3 separate regions of the Mus musculus genome follow, and all the other regions are linked to region 3. A link is a contact called in ENCODE Hi-C or POLR2A ChIA-PET data. All regions are on one chromosome and are shown on one strand. Each heading gives the region's core, a stretch centred on a gene start or an enhancer-like site at or near the end of the contact. The rest is flanking DNA. Distances are from core to core; before and after follow the strand shown.

Region 1 (3,633 bases), core at 669-3,168, 48 kb before region 3:
TACATCTGCCTCCCCAGAACAAGCTCCTAGGCTCAGCGTGGGGCCCTCACACTAGCTAGCTAGCAAAATGATACTGCTATTCGAAACTACTTCATAACATGGACTGCTTTCCTTAAAAGAAGACAAGATGCATGGGTCCACGCCTCTCTGGCCAGTTAAGTTGAAAACTCCCCCGAGTTCCACTCCCTGATCATGCACTGCCCCCACCCAGTGCATGATCCCCTTGACTGCAGTGCACCTTGTAGCACACTGACACCCGGAGAGGTACAAAGTAAACCTGAGAATCTATAGAAGGCTCTGCCTATCTGAGCCTTCCATCCCGGGGCTGCAGTGGGTGGTCTCGGAGCAGGAAGAAACTGAAGAGGTGCAGGCTCCATTCACCACACGCCCCACCTCCCACCCCACCCCCCAATCCCATGTCCTTTGCCTAATAGCGTCACACAACATGAGGAAGGGTTGAAACTCACCCAGGTCATCCCATGGGAGCAGGGAAAGGGTCACTGATTAACTCAAAGAGGTCACAACTCAGTGGAGGTGGACACGGTGGGTCACAGGCCACAGAGCAGGCAAACAGTAACCAAAGTAGGGGTGTGGGGGTGCTGTGTAAACTGTACAAGGAAGGCAGGCAGAAATGGGGAATAATACCCAAGTTCAAACAGGCCGTGAGCCATACTGGGGCAGGATATTGGAACACATCACTAAGGCAGCCAGGATTCTGGCTGAAAGCAAGCAGCTCTCTGCCCTAGGGCTTACCTGTCTCTTCATTACGTTTGTTTGTTTGTTTGTTTGTTTGTTTGTTTTTGAGACAGGGTTTCTCGTGTATCCCTGACCCTCCTCGAACCTGCTCTTGCAGAACAAGCTGGCCTTGCACTCAGTGACCTGCCTGCCTCTGCCTCCCGGTGATTTATTAAGGAACTTGTCTGAATGGATTTAGGCAAACCTCAAAATGAGCCCCATGCCACGCAGAGCCGCATCACACGTTATAAAAGTCATTATGGCACCCACCGTAAAACAAAAGCCCAATATTGAACAAAAAGGGAGTGGGGTGGAGAGGTCCCTGGGAGTGTCGGAAGGCTCCAGAATGGGAACACAGGGCCGGCCAAGGTCTGGGAGAATCAGCAAATTTGAAATATACAGCGTTAGGAGAAAGAGGGGTGTAGGAAGGGGGCGTGGGCACAAATCCGGACGCCACACCCTCCCTGGGGTTCCTTGGATAGGAAAACTGGCCATCTAGGACATTGGTTTGCAACCTGTAGGTCGCCACCCCGAGCGATCCTTTCACAGGGGTCGCATATCAGCTATTCTGCATATTAGATATTTACATGACGATTTATAACAGTAGCAAAATACGGTTATGAAGTGGCATAATTTTTCGGTTGGGGAGTCACCACACCAAGAGGAAAGGGTCACAGCATTTGTTAAGAACCACTGCTCTAGAGAGACCTGGTAAGGCGCCACAGGTTCTCCATGGGAGAGTGGCTCTGCAGGTCGCGACCCGGCGCGCACTTAGGGGAGCCATAGGGACCCTGGAGATAATGGCTGCAACCTGGAGGACCCACAGAGTGGGATCTGTCCACGGCTCTCAGGACTCAGGCAGCAGAGGGGTTCACTCACCCAGCGCCCCTCCAGGCATGGGACAGCAGGGATCGGCGGAGCGACGGCAGCGGCAGCATCGCGGAGACTCTTAACAGTCTTGCGCAGCTGTGGGAAGCTCAGAGTCAGCCCCACCGGGCTGGACTAGACAAGCCCGGAGCGCACTACCTCTGCGGGAGGCGCAGCATCGCCCGGTCCACCTCCTTCGGGGCCCCTCCTCGGGTACCCTTCCCCCTCTGTCAATAAACATCAGCTGTATTTAACATCAAAATTGCTACTGTGGACTGCGGGTCAAGAGAATGCAGCAGAAAAGCCCTGAAATGATACTCTCTTCTCCTCGTCTCCTCTCCTTATGGTATGACCCAAGGAGAGAGGGCGTGAGCCTCACTGACCAATCAGAGTCTCGCATGAAAGCCTCCAGGCCAATCAGCAGGACAGGCAAGCTGCAGCCTTCTTAGGCAGGGCTGGAGAGTTGCAGGAGCCAATGACAGATCCTGCACAGAGCGCGTGCTCAGTAGTAGAAGTGGCCGGGGGGGGGGGGGGGGGGGGACCCGGTCGACGCGACAGGTGCTACTTGGGTCCCCAACACTTGGTGGCTGGAAGGCTGGACATCTGCAGGCTACAACTCTGCCCGGGCCCGCCGAGCCACACCAAGGCCAGCTCCCTGCCACCTCCCCGGGGGCTGCCACCGTGCATGGAGCCTGATCTGCCCTCCATCTCCCAGCCTGGCTCAGGGCCAAGCCTGGGCTTGCTTCCTTCCAGATTGGAATCAGAATGAGATAAAACCCTAGCGGGCCTGAACTTAACGTTCTTCGTTTTAATTTTCTTTATTTCTTCCTTTTCTTAAAAGCCTCTAGCCACAAAAACCAGTTGTTCCTGCCTCTGTCCCTCTGTCCCTCTGCCCCGTGGTTAAAATTTTCAGTTTTCTTCATGAGACGTTGTTTGATGAATACTCGAACGTATTAAAACAGCTTCCGAAACCTGCTCTTAGAATGATGCCTTAGGGAACCACTGTATTCCTAAGATACTGGTATGGGTTTTCTTACTTTATTCTCTTTGGGTTTTGTTTTTGTTTAATTTTTTTAATTTTTTTTTTTTGGCTTGGTTTTACTTTTTCAGACAGGGTTTCTCTGTGTAGCCTTGGCTATCCTGGAACTGGCTCTATAGACCAGGCCCTGAATTTACAGAGATCCACCCGCAGGTCTGCCTCCAGAGTGCTGGGATTAAAGGCCTGCACCACCACAGTCCTGCTTCAACGTGTTTCTCTGTCTTTGACAATGTAACCAGGGCATTTACTTTGGGGTCCCTCTGGTTCTAATTTGATACCACACTGGGCAGATTCGCCTCAAAACACCATGACCAAAAAGCAAGTGGGGAGTTAAAGGTTTACGTGTGCAAATTTTCAGCTCATCACTGAGGCAGGAACCTGGAGGCAGGAGCTGATGCAGAAGCCGTGGAGGGACGCTGCTTACTGGCTTGCTCAGCCTTACAGGTGGACCGCCAGTCCAGGGGTTGGACTACCTAGAATAGGCTGGGCCCTCCCACATCAATCACAAATTAAGAATTTTTTTTGCCCAAGTAGCTGTGCAGTGGTAGTGCATACCTTTACATCTAGCACTTAGGAGGTAGATGCAGACAGATCTCTGAGTTTGAGGCTAGCCTGGTCTACAGAGTGAGTTCCAGTCTATACAGAGAAACCTTGTCTCAAATAACTAAAATGATAATAATACTAATACTAACAATAATGTAATAATTAATTAACTAATTAATAAAACAGAAAAAGAAAGAAAAGGAAATGCCCTACAGGCTTGCCCACAGGCTGATCTTTTGGAGACATTTTCTTTTTTTTTCCTTTTTCTTTTTTTTAGAAAAGATTTACTTATTTATTATATGTAAGTATAATACTTGTTTCTCTTCAGATACACCAGAAGAGGGCATCAGAAACCATTATAGATGGTTGTGAGCCACCATGTGGTTGCTGAGATTTGAACTCAGGACCTCTGGAAGAGCAGACCGTGCTCTTAACTGCTGAGCCATCTC
Region 2 (3,491 bases), core at 582-3,081, 39 kb after region 3:
CAACCAGTACCCCAGCTCTCGGTGAACAGTGGCATAGCAAATAACAAGGAACATAAATATATATCACTTTGTATCTGTCGTGCTCTGCTGCAAGCACCTGACAACGAATGGCCCACCAGGCACGTACTTGCTGAGAACACACAGCAAAAAAAAAAAAAAAAAAAAAAAAGGGGGGGGGGCAGAGCCAAGATTTAAACCCAAGCAAAGCAGCTTCGGGGTTTACAGTCCCAGGCAGGCACCACGCCTGGCTGTGGAAGAATGAACATCGGAAGCAGAAACCAAGACACAAGTGAATGAACAGACAGGCAAGAATCTGATGAATGAATGCCCGGCCTGCCATCCTGATACCGAGACCAGTCTGCCGTCTTCACAGACACCTGGCAGCGGCTCTGACAAACACGCCCCAGTTACTTTCCATCTGGTGCCTCTTGGCAAGTTTTAGCTGGTGCAGAGAGAGTTGCCCTTCACCGGATTCTTTTACAGGCACCAACCAAACCCTCTCCTCTCCCACATTCCTCCATATATTCCCCTGAACACTGAGTACCAGGACTGTGGGGTCACTGAGTTTCAGAGCTGGAAGGAATAGATGTCCAGTCCACTTGTCTATGTTCCATACATGGGAAACCTGAGACTCAGAGGGGGCAAGCAACTCACCCAAGGCCACACAGCAAATTACTGCCAGGGTTAGGGTGGGCTCAGACTCCTGCCATCCATGTTCCTTTTCCTTCATAAGCACAGCAGCACAGCAGGGACCTTATCCAGGTCTGTGAAACAGAACATACATGACAGATCCACCATGTGATGTCACTCGGCTATTACTGTCACTTTAGGGAGGCTGGAAAGAACTCTTGAGGTGGTCTCAATCCCCCTCTCACATTTCCGAGACTCCCCCTTATAGACCTTCTCCCCCACAGGAGAGTCTCTGGCAGGCTGGGGCCACAGTGAACCCTGCATGCCTGCAGATGGCTGTAGGGCTATGGGGGCACACATTCCTGTCCCTTGAAAACCATCAGAGTCCCCTCTAAGCTCTGAACTGGGTGGGTCATGAGTCGGCTTCCAGATGCTGCTATGAGGAACACCAAGGAGGCAAGGCAGGTTGTTCAGGGCCCACTGTCAGAATTCACAGAAAGCCCGGGCTGTGGGTCGCCAGTCCACAGGGGTTGACATTCTCGAATTAGTGACTCACAGGTAGGGGCGCTGGAAAGAAGAGACAGGACGGACAGACACAGACGGCAGGCACAGACTGGAAGGTCCAGCCAGGGCCAGGCAGAGCCTCCCACTAAGCAGCCTTGTAACCCCCTTCACAACTTTTACAGGCGGCCAAGCAGTACAGAACAGGGAGGCACTCACTCACTCACTCACGTCTGTGTTTCCACAGAGGACATAGCCAGCTGCGGTTAGGCTCCCTCAGCCCTTCAAAGGCAAATGACACAGAGGGGGAGGGACAGGAGAAAAAGAGTGCTGGCTAGGGGCTGGTGGTGACTGAGGCTTGGGGTGGGGGGCTGGGGACCTGGGTGACAGTCATGGGCACTAGGATCTTGCAGGGGCCAGGTGTCCCCTGTAGCAGCCGGCAGCCAGGTCCACTGGTGTTTGACTGGGCGCTGTTAACACAGCCCTGGTACTGTATTGGGCCTAGTGACACTGGGGAGGCAGGCTCTGTTGCAGGACAGAGCATATTCCAGGCGGGGCAGGGAGGGGTGGACATGCAACAGGCTAAGCCCAGCATCCGGCCATGGCTCGCCCCACTTATCCTGTCCCAGGACTGAGCATGACACAAGGCTTGCCAGAGGGGGGGACAGTGAAGTCCTTATTCCTTATAAAGTGAGAACTGCGTGCTGAACCCGTCCCAGCTTGGTGGCTCGGCTCATTCATAGCAAAGGCATCTCTTTCAGCCCTTTTCAGCAAAGCCTTTCTCCACAGTAGAGGTGACATCATCTTTTGGTAAACACCGCCTTGAGGTCAATTTCCTTTGAACTTTCTGCTTCTGTTTAATCTGCCGAGCTTTGGGGAGCCGGGGTGGTGGTGGTGGCTGGCAACCCAGAGAAGGGCAAAGGTCCCCGGCTGAATCACAAGCCCAGCCAAGTTCAACTCCTGTCTGACGCTGCCACTCTCTGGCTGCTGAGGCTTGACCCATGCAGGCTGTGTCTTGAGAGTTTGTCTTGTGAAGTCACCGTTGTGGAAAGGAACCTGGAGAATGCAAAACCCTGCACCCTCCAATCCCAAGGACTTAGCAAAAGGCTCCTATGTGTCAGGTACCACACTGGTATAATGCGCATGCTCAGATTTACACATCTGCCATGTATGCACACATACACGGTGGCGCATGAACATATGTGCACATAAAACACACATACACACGCAGAGAGAGAGAGAGAGAGAGAGAGAGAGAGAGAGAGAGAGAGAGAGAGAGAGAGAGAGAGAGAGAGAGAGAGAGAATGCTGCAATCTGGTGGACAGGGCACTTTTGCACTCTCAAGTCAAATGTGTCCATAAACTAAGAATAAAGCCATTGGGATTGGTGCTAAGCTGAGGTCTGAGCTCAGCAGTAGAGGCCTGGGCTGGGTCTCAGAGCTCAGCACTTGCCTAGCATGTGTAAGTGCGAGAGTTCGGGTCCCAGCACTGAAAAGGCAAGTCTGCAATGGAGATTTCCGCTAGTGGGAAGCAGGCAGAGCAGATAGGATGTTCCAACGGAGGAAGAGCTGATGGGACAGGAAGTGGGAAGGTGGCCGATGAGAGCTATGCCCCAGAGCCCCAGGCTTCTCCCTGGTCAGTGAGAAAAATCCCTCTGCTCAACACAGTCACGGCAGAGCTGTAGGCAGCAGGACACAGAGCCAGGAGCTGACCAGTATGAACGGGTGGCTTCGAGGGCAAACATCATGAAATGGTACCACTTTAACTAATTTGGAGCTGTGACACTGTCATCCCTGGTTATGGTGTGGACAAAAGGCCACAAACACATCTGAAGTCAGTCTATCTGACAGTTGTTTGCTGAGATCTGATGAGCTCTAGCACTGGTTAGTTTCTGTGACTTAAAATACTTCAGTACAAGCCAGGCATGGTGGCGCACACCTTTAATCCCAGCACTTGGGAGGCAGAGGCAGGCGGATTTCTGGGTTCGAGGCCAGCCTGGTCTATAGAGTGAGTTCTGGGACAGCCAGGGCTATACAGAGAAACCCTGTCTCAGAAAAAAAAACCCAAACAAACAAACAAACAAACAAAAAAACTTCAGTACAAGTCATTGGCCAGCCTTCCCACAGCAGGCCAACTTTCGTCTGGCTCACTCCCGCAAGGCATGGCACCCATGAAGTTGCCGGAGAATAAGGAATCCACAGCTGTGACAATCCACATCCTTTAACTTCTGGGGCAGAAGAAAATGCAGGTCCTCAAACCAGGTACCTTTTCTCTCACAAAAAAAATATGTCTAGTGGGCAGGCCTTGGCCAACAGTGACCTGTCACCTGACCTTGTATCAAGCATCAAGAATGGTGGCCAA
Region 3 (3,661 bases), core at 12-2,511:
TCTCGGGGAATACCTAGGCTAGGAGACACACCAGCCATGACTTCCATCAAAGGATCAAGTCTTGACTTTCACCGCGGATTAGCCAAGCTGCCTTGAGCAAGACACTTGGTACCTCTTCACCTCAGTTTCCTCATCTGCAGTATGGGGACAAGGCTGCCTCACACCGCACTGTCATGTGGACAGAATGAGATCACCACAAATCCGCTGGTTATTACGTCCCTGGGAAACAATGTGCCTGGCCCCAGGGGTCGGCGCCCAGGTATCCCGCGCTCCCTGCGCTCGTTCGCGGATTTAGATGACCTAGTCCTCCCGCAGTTCGCAGCCCATATGCCAGGCCCTGCTGCCGGTTCTGAGAGCGGCGGAGGAGGGGCGCGTCCACTCACCTCCGTTTGTACTCGTCACGCTCGCGCTTCACCTTGGCCAGCACGTTGTAGAGAGCGCGGATCTCTGGCGTGATGGTGTCGATCTGCACGCCTACGCCGTCCGGGTGTACCCACGACACGCCGGGGCCCTGCACAGTCTCCACGCCACCGCCTCCCGTGCGCCGCACCTGCGTGTAGCTCCAGATGGTCCCGGGCAGGCGACCGTAGTGCTGCGGGTGCGAGCCGCCGCCGGGGGGCAGGCCGCCCAGGGCCACCGCGTTGGCGTTGACGCCGGTGGCCGCGCCGAGGGCCTGCCCGCTTCCCGCAGCCGACGGCCGCAGCAGCTCGGGCCCGGTCTGCACGGCCTGCTCGCGGGAGAAGGTCTTGTAGCGCAGCCGCCGATCGCGCTCGCTCTGCTGCTGCTCCAGCTGTTTCTCCAGGAGCCGGTTGCGCCGCTCCAGCTCGTGCACCTTGGCCAAGAAGCAGCGGAAACGCACGTTGAGCCCCTTGAGGAGGTGGATGTTGGAACCCAGATCGTCCCGCAGCGCCGCCGTTACGGGCGAGGGCCCCGGCCCGGCCCCGCCACCCCCGCCGCCGCCTGCGCAGCCGCCGCCCCCCGGCGGGCAGCCGAAGGCCAAGGCCATCTCTCCGAACAGCAGCGAGTTAACCATGCGCCGGCTGCGTGGCTCAGGGCCCCGGGCCCGTGGCTCCAGATGCGGCTCCAGCTCGGGGCCGGGCTCCCGGCGCGGCCGGGCCAGGGCGGGCGCGGGCTCCAGAGCGGCCGGGGTGGTGTTAGGTGCCAGATGCGGCTCCGCTGCGTCGGGAGAGATGGTGGGACGAGCTGGAGGTCGCGGTGGCTGCGTGGGGCTGGTGAGGGGTCCGGTGCCTGCGCCGCGACTGTCAGAGCTGCTGTGGACCGGCCGCAGCAGCGGCTCGCAGAGGACTCTCAGCCGGCGCTGCCCCCTCTGCGGCGAGCCCCGCCCTCTGCAGGCACAGACCACGCCTCCAGGGCCCGCCCTCTGCAGACACAGACCACACCCCCTGCCTAGCTGCTCTCTGCCCTTCCCGGCCCGCCCTCTATAGGCGAAGGCCTTCCTCCCTAGCCTGGACCGCCCTCTGCGGACATAGGCCACGCCCCTCAACCCATTGCAGCGATTTCACCCGCTGAGACTCGGCTCCTAGGTCTCCAGCCCCGGCCACGCCTATCGGCCCTTGGGCTCCGCCCACCCACAAGCTGCGCCACTCGTCTGCGAGGAGCCTTTCGACTACAGCTCAAGCTCCGCCCAGCAACGGCCCAGAAAACCCTCGCCTGCGTGCGGCGCTGCAGGCCTAGCGGGGTTCAGATAATCTAACGCAGTCTGAATGCGAAACTGTACCCGGGAACGCGGCAGAGCCGGGCACCGCAGCCTCTTGAAAAGGTGGACAGCCTGTGGAGACCTCCACTACCAAGTGTGCCAGGCGGGCTTGACTACCTGCTTGCCCTTCCTCCGTGTCCCAAATTTCCCTGCCCCAGATTCTCAGGCATGCGGGTGACTGTGGCCTGCAAAGGTCTGGCAACCATAGTGTGCGAAGATGCATGAAAACCAGCTCCCCTACTCCAGCCTCCGGAGGCCTTGGTCGCCTTCCTGTCCCCTACCAGGCAGGATCAGGGCTTCTCGCAGCCTTTGAGCCTGCTAGTCCACGGCAAACCCAGAAGCGGGGATGTGAGACAAGCTGGGGAAGAGAAAGCAATGAGCCTCCCAACATGCTTGTCCTCACAACCCTGACTAACCATCTCCTGTCACCTATCACCACATTGTCACAGTCGGCGCTGTAGCTGAGCCCTGAGAGCAGAGGGTCTGTCTATCCATCAATTCTCCCGAATGCCTTGCTGCAATATGGAGTACCACCTATTTGGAGGACACTTATTTGGACCCATCCATCTTCCGTCCTTTCAGCCATCTATCCTTCACACCTACCACCCTAAAAACCAGTATTCCCTGCGATCTCCAAGTGTCTCCTGTACCCACTGCAAGCATTAGCTCACAGCAGGCACCTATTTAAGTATTATCCTCATTTTACAGAGAAGGTCGCTGAGACCTGAGCTTTACCACCACCTCAAAACACACTCTACCCAGCCTTCCGAGCTGCTGGCCTTTGGTCCTCACCACAAACTTCCTAAGGGAAGGACCCCACCTTGAATGCCTGTGGCTTACACCGTCAGCTCTTAACCAGATATGTGGTATGTTTTAGATTCTTCCGGCCACATCTTTTTTTCCCCTCTCACCGCCATTGTCTTGTTACTAGCTTATGTGTCCGTCTTGTCTGCTTGTGCGTAAGCTTGCAGGCAGGTACCCTGTCTCACAGGACAAAGCCTTGGTGCTCTTTGTGACAGACGAGAAAGAGTGTGGTGCTCTGGGGTGGTGCTGTGTTGTGAGGTTACTGCTGTGTTTCAGGTTTGGTCTTGTTGCCTTCCCTCGCTCCCTGCCAAATGGACTTAGCTCTGCGCTCCGGCATTCCCTTCTGGTGATCTTTCTCCCCGGAACCCAAGCCTACCTGGTCACTCTCTTAACTTTTAGATCACGGAGTCTTTGATGCTGTCATTATCCACCCTAAAGAACCAAGAACCCTTTGCCTTAAAGTTGTGGCTCTTGGGATCCTGCCTGGACTGAGAATAGAATTCTGAGAGGGCTGAGACACTGGGGTAGACCCACTTTCCACCCTTATGGTCGCTGGTCTTTGAATGCTCATCAATATGTCCTTTGATTCTGAAAGAAGTCTTTGCGATTCTGTCACCCCTAGATATTCCCATATCACGAGAGTTGCTGTAACTCTCCTGAGACCTAAGCTATCAACATTCAGAAAGTCATATAGGGCTTACTGCTATATCTGTTTGCTTGATGTTAGTGTTTGGAATGGAACTCAGGATATCTCAATTGCTAAGCAAGTCCCCTACTACTTAAGCCGTACTCTCAGCCCTTAGTCTTTTTTTCTAAGTGCTTGCTTGTGTGTGTGTGTGTGTGTCTGTGTGTGCTGTGCAAGCACACACATGCCATAACCTCAGTCCTCACCTTCCACCTTACTTGAGGCAGGACCTCTTGTTAGATACTCTGTATGCCAGGCAAGCTGGCCCTGGAGGTTCTGGCAATTCTCCTGTCTCCTCCTATCTTGTTATAGGAACACTTGAACTACAGATGCTTGCCACGGAATTCAGTCTTATATGGGTCCTGGGGATCTGAACTCAGGACCTCATCAAGGGCTCAGCATCAAGGGCTTTACCCACGGAACCATCTCCCAAGCCCCATTATTTAATGTGCTAA

Evidence for each region. Hi-C counts contacts between places; a loop is a spot of excess contacts on that map. ChIA-PET counts read pairs that join two places held with the same protein, here RNA polymerase II (POLR2A).
Region 1: a loop to region 3 is called in a map of left cerebral cortex, with 4 times the contacts of the local background. The contact joins the promoter of Aldh4a1 here to the promoter of Iffo2 in region 3. A Hi-C loop is called at or near these places in 19 of 37 maps with a recorded cell type or tissue (CH12.LX, Patski, T-helper 17 cell and 6 more). POLR2A ChIA-PET finds 5 or more read pairs at or near these places in 4 of 5 experiments (Patski and embryonic stem cell).
Region 2: POLR2A ChIA-PET joins it to region 3 with 100 read pairs in Patski. The contact joins the enhancer-like site here to the promoter of Iffo2 in region 3. POLR2A ChIA-PET finds 5 or more read pairs at or near these places in 2 of 5 experiments (Patski and embryonic stem cell).

What each region holds. Positions count from the first base shown.
Region 1 is chr4:139,621,179-139,624,811 of GRCm38, reverse strand. Aldh4a1 (aldehyde dehydrogenase 4 family, member A1) reads right to left here and starts at 1,918. Exons shown (of 15, transcript NM_175438.4): 1 at 1,615-1,918. The coding sequence starts at 1,673.
Region 2 is chr4:139,533,796-139,537,286 of GRCm38, reverse strand. It overlaps a transcript of Iffo2 not described here. Among named protein-coding and RNA genes, the nearest start is that of Iffo2, 39 kb to the left of the region's middle. Within about 2 kb of position 1,831, at least 1 of the 3 ENCODE cell types and tissues checked has a DNase peak (open chromatin) inside an H3K27ac peak, as active enhancers do.
Region 3 is chr4:139,572,320-139,575,980 of GRCm38, reverse strand. It overlaps Iffo2 (intermediate filament family orphan 2), which reads right to left and starts at 1,261. Exons shown (of 9, transcript NM_001205173.1): 1 at 384-1,261. The coding sequence starts at 1,033.